Linked DNA regions of Homo sapiens: region 1 is linked to region 2. The links are chromatin contacts, found by POLR2A ChIA-PET in ENCODE. All regions are on one chromosome and are shown on one strand. Each heading gives the region's core, a stretch centred on a gene start or an enhancer-like site at or near the end of the contact. The rest is flanking DNA. Distances are from core to core; before and after follow the strand shown. Region 1 overlaps ITPKB (inositol-trisphosphate 3-kinase B). Region 2 overlaps STUM (stum, mechanosensory transduction mediator homolog).

Evidence for each region. ChIA-PET counts read pairs that join two places held with the same protein, here RNA polymerase II (POLR2A).
Region 1: POLR2A ChIA-PET joins it to region 2 with 11 read pairs in MCF 10A. The contact joins two enhancer-like sites. POLR2A ChIA-PET finds 5 or more read pairs at or near these places in 2 of 52 experiments (MCF 10A and activated CD4-positive, alpha-beta T cell).

What each region holds. Positions count from the first base shown.
Region 1 is chr1:226,654,316-226,660,523 of GRCh38, forward strand. All of the region lies in intron 2 of ITPKB (inositol-trisphosphate 3-kinase B), which reads right to left. It overlaps ITPKB-IT1 (ITPKB intronic transcript 1), which reads right to left. Exons shown (of 2, transcript NR_103784.1): 2 at 1,765-2,959. Among named protein-coding and RNA genes, the nearest start is that of ITPKB-IT1, 18 kb to the right of the region's middle. RefSeq lists enhancers at 1-49, 4,629-5,459. Within about 2 kb of position 2,421, at least 14 of the 41 ENCODE cell types and tissues checked have a DNase peak (open chromatin) inside an H3K27ac peak, as active enhancers do.
Region 2 is chr1:226,598,091-226,604,599 of GRCh38, forward strand. STUM (stum, mechanosensory transduction mediator homolog) reads left to right here. Exons shown (of 4, transcript NM_001003665.4): 3 at 2,576-2,584; 4 at 3,916-6,509. The coding sequence ends at 3,950. Among named protein-coding and RNA genes, the nearest start is that of STUM, 53 kb to the left of the region's middle. RefSeq lists enhancers at 3,876-4,412, 4,413-4,948, 6,158-6,509. Within about 2 kb of position 4,586, at least 20 of the 41 ENCODE cell types and tissues checked have a DNase peak (open chromatin) inside an H3K27ac peak, as active enhancers do.

The DNA.
Region 1 (6,208 bases), core at 1,171-3,670, 54 kb after region 2:
AGCAGCCACATTCCCCTGCAACAGAGAGAAGCCTGCCCCAGCTCCCGATTCTGCTCCCCACGTCACCTGGGAGTAGGAAGCCCTCGCCTTGGGGAAGCTCAGGGCATGCCACATTTTGTCTCCCTTTTCCTCTTCCCCTTTTCCCAGAAGTTCCTGGTCTGAAGAGCAGATGGGAATCTACTCCCTGGGGGCCAAGGCCTACACAGAATGATCTCCTCCTGCTCAACACACAGAGCCATAAAACAGACCCAGGGTTCTGTGGCAGGTGGGTGTGGAGCCTTCCTGGGCAAGCAGTTACTCCTCCCCACCTCCAGCCCATCCTTGGAGCTGCCCCGAGCCAGTGGGGCTGCCTGGGGAGGGTCTGATTCTGTGTGTTTTTCTGGATCAAGTCCCAACCCTCCCGTGATGCTAACGGTTCCTGGGTGACGCCATCCTCCCCGGGTCCTTCCCATCAGGCATCCTCAGTCATGCTGTACGGAAACACTGCCTTCAACAAATCAGAGGGCAAACGGGCATAACCTCCAGGTCTAGCCTTTGTCGTTCATAAGGCAGGCAAAAAAGGACTGCTGGGGACAGGGGAAGAGGAGGAAGGAGGAAGAGGAAGAAGAGGAGAAGAGTGAAGAGGGGGAGGAGGAAGAGGAGGGAGGAGGGAGGAAGAAGAGGAGAGAGAAGGGAGAGCAGGAGGAGGGTACGAAGAGGAAAGAGGAGGAGGAAGAGGACAGGGAAGAGGAGAGAAGAAGGAAGAAGAGGAGGTGGGGAGGAGGGGAGGAGGAAGAGGAGGGCAGGAGGAAGAAGAGGGAGGAAGGAGGGGAAGGAGAGACCCAGGTTTACCCTACTCTAGGCTGTGGGGATGTGTGGGCCTCTGGCCACCCCACTTACAAAATGCTTTAGCTATCATCAGGATCATCTACATAACATGCAAAATGAAAATGAGGGGTCCCTTGTCCAAAATTCAGTAAGAATGTCATGATGGGGAAAGCAGAACTTCACCAAGCTCGGGGCCCTTCTCATGCCCTGTGACTGCTCAGCCAGGAAATGGGCCCTGCCTCCTGGGGAGGAAATGGCCCCCGTTAGGAGACAGCAGGTGACCCCAGGCCTGCAGGCCTCTGTGGCCTGCTCACAGCCAATGACCAGAGGCTCCTCAATCCTAGGGCAGGGGAGGGCTCAAGGCCACCGGCACCTGTGGCTCTCTTTTTGGGGCTCAGAGAAGTCCCCTGGAAAGGCCTGGCAGGAGCGGTGAGGATGCAACCAGACCTCAGCCTTCTGCATGTTGTTCAGAGTCTGGCCTTGCTTCCTGTCCCTGCAGTGCTGTCTGAGCCAGTCAGTGGCCACTTGCCCTGCCCAGCCCAGCCTTCTCCGCAGGAGGCCAAGCCACCCAGGGCCAGCACTGTCTGATCCTCAGCTCAGCCCACATGCCCCCTGGGGTCTGCTTCCTGTCTTCTTTCCAGCCAATTCCCGCCCCTCCAAACCAATGTTATATTTCTCAGTGCAATTTGGGGTGGGTAGAAGAAAGGGTTGTGACGCTGGGGGCAGACACTTGTATGTCGTGAGGACTGCAGGTCACTGGCAGCCCTGGTGACCCCCACTCCCATCCACACATGGCACCATCTGCAGCGCACCCGGGCTCATATTCTCTCAGGCCTGTGGAGTTCTGCAGGCAACTTCTTGCTCCACACACCTGTCCCCACGCCACCTTAGGCCCGCAAGGGTGTCAGCTTCTGCTATTAGGGACTTTGCAGAAGAATGACTGAGGATGCTCAGGACTTAGCTAACTCCTGTGTGTATTTTAAAATGCAACCCAGAAACCCTCTTCCCAGGAAGCCTTCCATTGCCCCTCCTGGGTGCTTCCAAAGAGCCCTGGGCACGCTTCCATCCCAGTTCTTCTCTTTAACACAAGAAAGGGACCTTGGTTTACCCTGGTGGGCGCTCAGAGACCCCCAGCAGGTTTCCTGAGTGCCTGGCTGGGCAGGTGCCAAGCCTCACAGCATCCAGGAGGAGGGAGATCAAACTCAGCAGGTGTGGGAGGGGCTGCACTTGCCCATCTGGAGCCCGGTCAGAGGCTGCTGAAGAAATTTCACATTCTGGGCAGGTGCGGGCTCCACTTCATTTCCTTATCAGGGCCCTGACATTCCTCTCCCGGAAGCCACAGCTGTGCTGGGACAACTTCAGAGAAGCAAGGAGGACTTCAGGAAGGCAGCTCCTTCCAGTCCCAGTGTACCCCAAGACAGCTGCCCTTCCTCCAGCCCCCTTCTTGCTGATTTGGCCAGGCCCATAGTGGTTTCACCACCTTGCAAATTAAGGGCTGAAGCAACATACATACTCCTCTCCCCCTCCATCAAGATTTTAAAAGGCAGCCCACGGAGTTGGATGTTGTTCTAGAAGGCAGGATGATGACGCAGAATGCAATTCAAGTGTAGAGGTTGGAACGAACCTTTGTTCTGCAGCCTTCCAGCTGCAGCATGGGCAAACCTCGGCGTACACTGGGCACGGCAGGTATCAATGCACACACCCTGCCCTCCCCATGCAGTCACCGTGAGAGCCTGAGCAGGTGACAGGCACAAACAGCTGCTCTGTAGACTGTCACAGACAGGCAAACCTTCCAGGCTCACTTTGGTTTTTTGCTTCTGTGTCTATTTTCTTAAATTGAAATGATTTTTTCCTCCAAGGCATAGCAGATTGGCAAGCATCCAACTAGGCACTTTCAGAGGGCCTGATCGTGGCCAGTGGTGATCAGATGAGGCTAACTGTGTGATTAATTGCTTACAAAGCTTCCCGTCCCATGCCCATCGCAGCTCCGGGAACTCATGGGGCAGTTCCTTAGGCCCCCAGATGTGTAACTTGGAAAGAGTCAGAGCCCAAGTGAGTCAATATCAGTTTCTGGTTCAAGTCACTGACGTTGCAAAAAGAAGAATGATTTCCCAAAGCATCTTATTTCATGTATGTGGAACTCTGCTAGGCACTGCCAAAGAAAGATATTTTCAAGGTGAATAATAAGATTGCTTGGCAAATTTCATTTTCTAGAGGGGGTTTACATTCTCTTCTTAGCCTCTTTTTCACCTGACTTGTTCCCTCAATTTGCTACTTTTTCCTCCAGCACTTCTCTTTTTATTTAAATAGTTTGATCACTTGGCTTTTATCTTTAGATAATCGTAAAGAAAGAGTCTCCCTTTGTTGTTGTTGTTGGGTAAAAGAGATGAGGGGAAATCTCTAAAATATCAGAAATGGGAAATGATCCCTGGACCCTCTAACACTCCGAAAACGGTATTGCCAGCCGAACTCTGCTGCGTGTGTGCAAAGAGATCACGTTACATGTCTAACATAGTGTTAGATACTAATAAGCTAATAGCTCAGGTAACTCTCACAACACTGATATTGTTGTCTCCATTTTGCAAATGATGAAACATGTTGAGAGGGGTTTAGTAACTTGCAAAAGGTCACACAGCTTCCAGGTTTGTGCCACTTAATTCCAAGGATTTTGTCTCAGCCAACAGGATTACTGGGCTCCCATCATCTCTCTCGGACCTGGGGCTATCTGCTTCCCCCCTATTTATAAAATAGCCTCACATAAACAGCAAGGGCTTTGTCAGAAGAGTGACCTTTCAGATGGGGGAGGCCTGAACAAAGGCCTACTCTCCCCTCCCTCCAAGTCTGTTCCCAGAACGTCCTTACTGACACACGCTCGGGGAAGGCACATCTAACAAAGCGTCGAAAGTGGATGAAGAACGCCCCTGCCAGGGGAGAATTTGTTCTGTGTCAAAGCCTTTGTTTTGCTCTTGCAAAAGTCTGAGTGAGAGTCATTGAGTTTTCCATGTTTGGAAAAAATCCTTTTTTCCTTCCTTCTTCATTTGGTCTTTCTAAAAAAGCAGTTAGGGTTTCCCTAGTGATCATTATTTCCTTCACTGGGGAAAAGCCTGGTGCTTCTCCTAGGCTGCAGAGTGGAGGCGGTGGCCAACTTTGTTCATTGTATTCCCCCTGGCAGGGCCCAGCTGGGTTGGCGGCAGCTGGGTACAAGCCCAGGCAGGTAGGGGCCCCTGGCTCAATAGCTCCCTCCTGTAGCCCTGGTTAGAAACCTGGCTGGGGCCAAAAGCGAAACCTGCCCCTGCCAAAAAGGAGCTGGGAGGGAAGGAGGGGAAGGGCTTTCAAAACCAAGACACCAAGGATCGGAAAAATTAAGCCCAAGGACTTGGCAGGACAGGTAGCTCCAGCTAAAAATAAAAGTCTGGATGTAAGACTAACTGCCTTTCCCCCTTTAACAAACAAGAAAATCCCCCTAAATGCCAAATGCAAAAGCACTTTCAGAAAAGACCCGAGTAAGGCTTTATTTCATCCCCCGTCTCCACCCGCCGTGTGATGTTCCCGCAGGCTGGATGGCACCGAACATCCTCCACAGCGCTGCTCACCAGGCACGAGGTTCTTCTCCCCCGCCCTTTATGGAACCCATGAGCGTAGGGTAGGGATTACTGAGCGCTGTCGGGTTGGTGAAGTCCCTCCTTCAGAAGCAACTGCTGGGCCTGGGGCAGGAGAACGAGGATGATGGGTCCTTACCAGCCCCTGCAGACCGGGACCCCCTGCAGGGGCTACACGAACCAGCTCAGTGAACTAGCTAGCTAAACTAGCTCCAGGTGAGCGCTCTGTCCCCTCCACACCCAATCAGGCTGCGAGGGCTGCCGGGTCCCTGGTTTGCAGTGCGTAGACCTGGTCGGGCTGAAGGCTGGAGCTCCCAACCTGGCTGACTCTTTTTGAGGGACGCCACCATGGTCAATCGACCCCTAGCAGCACATTCTGGCCAAAACCAGGAAAACCCTGAGTGACTGCCCAGCTGTCTCCTGATTAGCTGCCTTCTTCCTGTTGCAACTAGAGGCCTAGTTTCTAGGCCAAGGGCAGCACCCAGACTGGCACCCAGGGGCCCTCCATCATGGCCACTCTTCCTCTTCCACCATAAGCCCTAAACCCTGCCAAAGGAGGTTGCCCAAGGCCCAGACGGCAAGGACAGGGCTCCAGGAGCAGCCCAGGGCCTCACCAAGGCTCCCTGACCACCCATAAGAGGGAGCAGGGTCCCTCCGGGATACAGAGCCACCCCCAGATACGGCCCCACACTCACTCTCTGGCGTGCCCACTCCAATCCGTCAGGGCAAGCCATCCCATACCTGCCCCACCTCCAGGTCTGCTGTGCAGGTGCTCTGCCCAGAAAGCTCTCCCTCCTCCCTTCTGTGTATCCACATCCTACCTCTCCTTCCAGCAGATCCCCTGGAATCTGCAAGCTGGCCCTACCTTGTCCCTGAAGTCTCTCAGGCCACTCTAGCCCCACGCCACTCCTGGAATCCTCCCTGAAGCTGGAGGGAGATGCAGGATGTGGATACGCAGAAGGGAGGAGGGAGAGCTTCCCAGCAGGGCACCTGCACAGCAGACCTGCAGGTGGGGCAGGGAAGGGAAAGGAAGCTGGGGTGCTTCGTGATTCTTGTGTGCCATACCATGTCTCCCAGTGGCAGGAAGGCTCCTGGGGAACTGGGGATCTGTCCTAACCTTCTCTATGTCCCCCAGGCTGCACAGCCGGCAGGAATCCAATACTCCCGGCATCTGGCTGATAAGAGGACCCTGCGGACCCAGCACATGCTAAGGGCCCAGGCCTGGAAGATAAAGCACACCTACACCAAGGCTCACACTGCTTTATGTTCACCTGCTCACACCTGGATTTTTCTAGAGACTTCTCCAAGTAACAAGAGGGGGCATATTTGTGGGAATTTCCTGTTTGGTCTGCTTGGGTTTCTCTCCAGGACCCCACGGCTGGCAGCCTGGCTGGCCCCAGGCCCCAGGGGTCTTTTTCACTCAAGGGTTTGGAGGGCAACCTTTCACTCAGGTTAGTCACTGTTTGCTCACTCTCCCATCCCTCAATCTGTGATGCCCTTGCTGGCAGGCAGGGGACATCTCTTCGTGGGCATCCCCAGTATCCTGCAGGAGCCAGGGACACTGGAGACACCAGCAAAGAATGCTCTTCCTTAGCGACTCTTTCAGGTCTGCACTCCTTCCCTCATCCACACTCTATAGGAGCTGGCATCAAAGGGGCCTGCAATCTTGCTAAACCAGAGTCTTTTTTTGGTTACTCAAGAATCGAGGTGTCCTTCACCCAAAATGGAAATGTTCCTAACCCTCCCTATTGGGCAGGGCCCAGCAAATGCTCCATCTCTGGTGAGAAGGTCATTAACTTGGC
Region 2 (6,509 bases), core at 3,336-5,835:
ATGGGATCTCATCCTCTGGGCATGTCCAGGGGCGACTTTCATTTGTCTGGAGAGGTGAAGAGCATGACTGATAGGAAGGAAGTGCTGCCAGCCCTCAGGTGACTCCTAAAAATTGGTCCCGACAATTCCACAGAGGAAATTTGCTGCTTCCCCAGGGGCCTGTGCTCTGCAGGCTCCTGACCCTGTTCCCAGCTGGAAGCTGGGAGGTGCTTCTGCCCTCAGAAGGTTGAAGGCTGCCCAATTTGTGCAAGATGAGCCCCTCTTACTGGCTCATCTTCTCTCAAACTGAGCATCTGGCCAGGCACTGGGGACCTGAGGAAGGAACCTCTGCATTAAAGCGGAACATGACTGTGTCACAGGGTAGGTCTCAATAATGTATGTTGATGCCTCATCTGATCTCTAGAGCTTTCTGGTACACTTGTCTTTGATCTCCTTAATACCCAGGAACGAAGAGGTTGGAACCTTAGAGATAAAGAACTCCCTTCATCATGCCTAGATGAGGCATTGAGGCCCCAGAAGTGCAGATGGGGATCCAGTCACTTCCTCACTTTCCATTGCCCCAGGCTGTTGACTTGGCCAGAAACTCCTCTGCTGTGGCTGGTGTGGGGCACTAACTGGTCTGCAGGATAAGCAAGTGCTAGAAGCTGCAGCCCCTACCTTTGCCATGCAGCCTTCACTGGGGGTCAGCGTCAGCCCCTTGGTTGTCTGCACACTGTTTCCAGGGATGCTGTCTTTGCATCAAACTTTTGAGAATGCTTTTGGGGGGTGTATTAGTTCATTTTCACACTGCTGATAAAGACATATCCAAGACTGGGAAGAAAAAGAGGCTTAATGCACTTACAGTTCTACATGGCTGGGGATGCCTCACAATCATGGCGAAAGGCAAGGAGGAGCAAGTCACTTCTTTTGTGGATGGCAGCAGGCAAAGAGAGTTTGTGCCGGGAAACTCCCATTTTTAAAACCATCAGATCTCGTGAGACTCATTCACTATCACAAGAACACTGCAGGAAACACCCATCCCCATAATTCAATCATCTCCCACCAGGTTCCTCCCACAACACATAGGAATTGTGGGAGTTACAATTCAAGATGAGATTTGGGTGGGGACACAGCCAAACCATATCAGGGGGATAGACTTGAGGGCTGAATACAAAAACCAGTCACACCTCATTCTTGCCCACTGCCTGACTGCCAGACTCTTTCACCCAACTCAGCAAGGGAAGCCTTTGCATTTTTTTCCCACAACTAATCCCACCCCCAAAGGGTGAACAGTTGCTACTCATGAGATGGTGCTATAGGTGGGATTACTCCCAGCAACCATGGAACTTGTGTGTCTGAGAGTGACTCCTTTGAAGGGAATTATCACAATGGACTTTTCTATCCTAGAAGACAGTTGGATAAGGGACTCTTCTTTCTGGTGTCAGTCCAGCCCCTTGCTATAAAAACAGAGGAAACTTTTCAGTTGTAACAGTACACTTTGGCTTTTCGCATGGCATTGCCTGGGGTGTCATCAGCAAACACACTATCATGAAAAACTCCTAAGAGGGGAGTCAGAGAAATCTAGATGAAAGTGGGAGTTAACATCAGGAAGTTGCAAGCATGTTGCTTGATTTATATGAATAACAACAAATAACAAACAACAACACCCTGTCTTGGTCATGGGTCAATAAATACTTGGTAGCTCTATGGTGGGCTCTTTCTACTGCCATGCCCATGGCAGACATTGCTAATCAATCATGACACTTTCTGGTGACCAGTCTCACATGTTCTCAGCACAGGGCTTCAGGCAGTCACTACTAATTGATCCAAGAGGTCTGCAAGATAAAATCTGTTTGCCACCCTCTGGCCTGGGTCTTCCCCAAAGTATTTTTATATATGTGGCTCCTCTCCATAGAAATGGCTAAGCACATAGCTCAGACAGAGCCAGTGTGGGGCCAGGATGGGGCACATCAGCATCTTTAGATTGCTGTAGTCAAAGCTCTAGCTGTCCAGGAGCTGCCACTCCTCATGTCCATCTGGAATTTATCTGGAGGAAGGCATGAGCTGAGGATGAAAAAAAAAAGGCTAGGTGCTGTGGCTCATGCCTGTATCTCAGCATGTTGGGAGACTGAGGCAGGAGGATCACTTGAGACCAGGAGTTTGAGGCTGCAGTGAGACATGATCACACCACTATACTCTAGCTGGGCAACAGAGTGAGATTCTGTGTCAAAAGAAGACAAGAATAAAGAATGAAGGCAGCAGTGTGGGCATGGCCAGGATATGGAGGGCTGGGGAGGCAGTGGACCAAGCTCCCTGGCAGTGTGAGAGCCCCTCGCTGTGCCCCTAGCCACACCCACACGCCTGGTGGGCAGACCACTGGCCACTGTGGCTGTCACCATGAGTACTGAGCACTCCCTGCCTGGGGATGGCGTCTGAGAAGCCACTGGCATGGCCCCTGTCCCATCTCCCAGGCCTCACCATGGATCTGCTTTGTTTCCTGTGCCAAGCGTTCCCTGTGGCTCTGTTTTCAGGCTGTGTTTTCTCTTCTTCTCTCTCTCCTCTTCCTCCTGCTGCCTCCCACTCTGTGCTGCTGCAGTTTCCCAAGGTGAGTCTGCGGATGGACGTGCGGGCCTCGTGCTGCTGCTTGGGGCCCTCCCCTCCCCCGAGACCCCCACTCCTGCACACAAACACCCCACCCACTCTCCCAGTGGGTCAATGGGCTTTTATGTTTAGCTTGAACTTTTGGTTTGGAAAATGCTTAAACATAGACAAAAGTAGAGCCCCTAGTAAAATGAGGCCCTAATGCCCACACCAGCCTCAACTGCTATCAATTCATGGCCAGCCTCCTTTCCTCTGTCATTCGCCACATCTCCCCTACCCCAGCATGGGTTATTAGCACCCAAAATTGAGAAATACTCTGCTAAATGAAGAGAAAAAAGCAGCTCAATACACCAAAGCTCCTCTTCAGACTAAGTTCACTGGCTAATAGGAATAACCGCTCGGCAAATTCTGCTCATGTAATAGCAGCTGGGAATATTTCAGTAGGTATCGTTTTTTTTTTCTTCTTCTTCTTTTGAGACAGAGTCTTGCTGTGCCTCCCAGGCTGGAGTGCAGTGGCGCAATCTCGGCTCACTGCAACCTCCGCCTCCTGGGTTCAAGCGATTCTCCTGCCTCAGCCTCCCGAGTAGCTGGGACTACAGGCACATGCCTCCACGCCCAGTTAATTTTTTGTATTCTTAGTAAGACGGGATTTCACTGTGTTAGCCAGGATGGTCTCAATCTCCTGACATAGTGATCTGCCCGCCTCGGCCTCCCAAAGGGTATCTTCTTAAGAAAACAAACACAATACCCTTTCACACCTAAATAAAGCAGTAACAATTCCTTACTATCCACAGAGCTCACTTTTTCCCAAAGGACTCATGATCAACAATGTTTTAAAGGTTTAGCCTTCAGGCGCCCTTTCCTGCCGTAACCGTCCAGCAGGTTGGACGCACACAGGGATGGCTGCTCCCCTCTGTATGCCATCTTCCTCCTTTCTTCCTCCTTCTATCCACCCATACCAGATGCCCAACCTTCGGGGAAGCCTGCCTGGCACCTGCTCCCAAGGCTCTGCACTGGGAAAGCACACCAGACCAGTCTGTAAGCGGCTTCCAGATGTGGGTTCAGGAGCATGTCGATAGCCTTTTAGCTCCCACCCCAAATGCCCGCCCGTCATACATTCCCAGTAGACCCAGTACTCCACATTTCCTGATTCATTCTTTTGTTTCCCATTAGAAAGTCAAAGCCCTTGGGAAAAGTTGTGCTCTGATGGTAGCAGTCATTTACACCTTAGTATAAACAATGCCTCCTGTGTGCATTCTGGGCTAGGGGCACCTCCTGGAGAAATCCTGAAGTAAGCAGGTGTCTAACCATCTCTCCTTTGCTTCTTCCTCACAGGCTACAAGGAGCAGGGCATCCCACAGCAGCTGTGAGCCCACGGGAGCCGCTGGGGAGATCCAGGGGGGCCCTGTGAGGGCTGCACCAGGCAGCTTTGGGCACAAGGACCTTTACATGTTCTTTTCTGCCATTTTCTGGACTGGGGGTGGAAAGGGGGTATTTTTAAAAATATTATTTATTTTGAAAACGCATCTGCTTTTCTCAGCAGGTTGTGAGGGCTGCCAGCCCCTCCTGCTCTGGAAAGCACTGTGGGCGCAGGCACCAGAGCATCAGAGAGTGGGGTGGAGATGAGAACGCCCACAGAGAGGCTGGGATGCTCCGGCAGGCTCCAACTGGCCTTGCTGTACCCACTGCCCACCGCAAAGGCACGCCACGTCTGCTGGGCCGGGCCACACCGGGCCCTGTCTGGGTGAGCAGGGGCTCACCAAGGGGACAGGACTGTGGTAGACCCGTCCTGTGGGACCCCACCTGCCTCAAAATCTGGTGCCCCGAGTGTTTACTGTGTGGTCTCCTGGGGGCAGCACCAGGGTGTGGGTGAGGATGGCCAGGCTCCACCCTAGCGTGGAAAGGCCCACTGTGCCCACAGCTGGCCTGAGGCCTCGGGGAGAAGACCAGTCCCACAGGCGTCTCCTGGGCCTGCCTCCCTGACCGCACCCCCCGCCTCCTCGCAGCTGAAATCTGAGGGCTGGGTGTGTCGTGACCTGTGTTTTCCTGGGAAGGAGAGGAGTAGCTCCTTCCCTGGGGTGAAACTGCCAGATGTTTATACACAAAGTTATTAGACTGAAGCAGGAGTGGGCAGACTAGCAGGCTTTCACCCAATACTTAACAGCATTTCTGGCCCACATTCCTTTTTCTGAAGTCATTGGGGCCAGATGTGTCTCCGAATTGAGAAATTTTAGATTTGAGAAAGACAATGCGATCCATTTATCGTACACTTTCTAACTTCCCGGCAGAGTGTGGAACATCTCGCCTACCATCAGGCACGTGAATATTTCTGCAGAGAAACATGTGACTAGTCCCATTAACTGGGAGCTATACAAACTGTAAATAGCCTCACCTCAGTTCAGTCTAATTTTGCCACTAAGTAACTTAGGGAAAAACTTACCATTTGAGAGCTTTTAGGGTTTCAGAATTGCAAGAACAATTGTATGGGGTTGTGGACCTTGATCTGAAAATCCTGCTTGCAAACAGATGTGTTAGAGGGTGAAATTGTCGGCATTACACAAGGACTCCTTCAGTTGCCAAAAGACCATGGGCCTCTTTAAGGAGCCCCTCTGTAAGTGATTGGGACAGGGCTAGATCCCTAATGGGGGCTAGGGGTGGGGAGAATCTAGCAGAAGTTGTCCAGGATACTGTGGATCAAGTATCAATCTGAAATTAAGAGAAATTAGATACTAAGAGGATGGACATTTACATGTCTGTTTCCTTTCCTTTCATTTTCATTCTAACATAGGAAATGCTAACAGATGGGGCTGGCCCAAAGTCAAGCTTCTGACTCCACTTGACACAGTGCCATTGGGCATGTCCCTCTCTGAAGGGCTTGTTTGTCTATCAGAGACTGTCAGAACTCCATGAGGGCAGGAGAAGGGATTTTGCAGGATGAAAGTGCTTGGGAAGTAGTGGCCACCGTTCTGGGGGTTTCAGCCCACCTACCCCATCCACCGGGCTTTCTAATCACAGTCCTGCCTGAGAAGCGGGCCCTGCTGCCCACCCCTTATCATGGATCCCTTAGCTACTGTCCGTCTTCCATTGCTGCCTGGGGCTGGGCTGCCGTTTTTGAACACCTGGCAGTGTCTTTGTCGCGTCCTGTCCTCTCTTCTTACAGACCCCAACCCAGGCCTTTGCCTTCTTCTCTCCTGTTTGGAAGCCTCTGTATCTTCAAGGTGTGGGAACAGATTTGGTTTTCTCTAAAAAGCTAGAACCTTCTGCTGTGTGCAGCAGGCATCCTCCAGGCTGGTGCTGGCTGCTCTCGAGGAAGCTGCGTCAGAGTGGAGCTGCCCCTCTACTCAGATAAAATAGCTTCAGCTGCAGGAAGCCGCCCCCTCCCATGCCCACCAGCCCACAGCCCTTCACCCCACACAGCCCCCAGAGTTTGCCCGACACCCCCTGAGTGATGACAGGTCTCAGGAGGGGGCCGCCCCCACAAATGGGAGGCGGAAGCTTATTTTCCCCGCTTGGGCTGGGGGCGGCTGCTGAGGGGGTGAAGAAGAGATAGCAATTTATGTCGCATGTTTAGTGACACAATCCAGATGCAGGTGGGACTTTCTTGAGTGGCAGGTGTCACCCTGGGTCCCGTGTGGGATGGTTTAATACAGGGGTTTGTGTGTTTGTGTGTGTGGAGGGCCACTGCGCCCCCAGATCCTCCTCTCCCCCGAGGGCTGCGTCTCTAAACCTGGGAAAACATCAGCCTCAGGAGGAGGCCCCTTTCCGGGTAACTGATGTGTGGGAGAAGCCAAGAGGCCCCTGCCTGTCTCCTGAATGAGGCTGTGAGGGTTGCCATGTGGGCGGGACCGGTTCAAAATAGCGCCCCCGCCCCTCTAAATTAGACCGTGGTCTCAGCATGATCATCTTCAGTAGATAAGGGACAGTGGCTG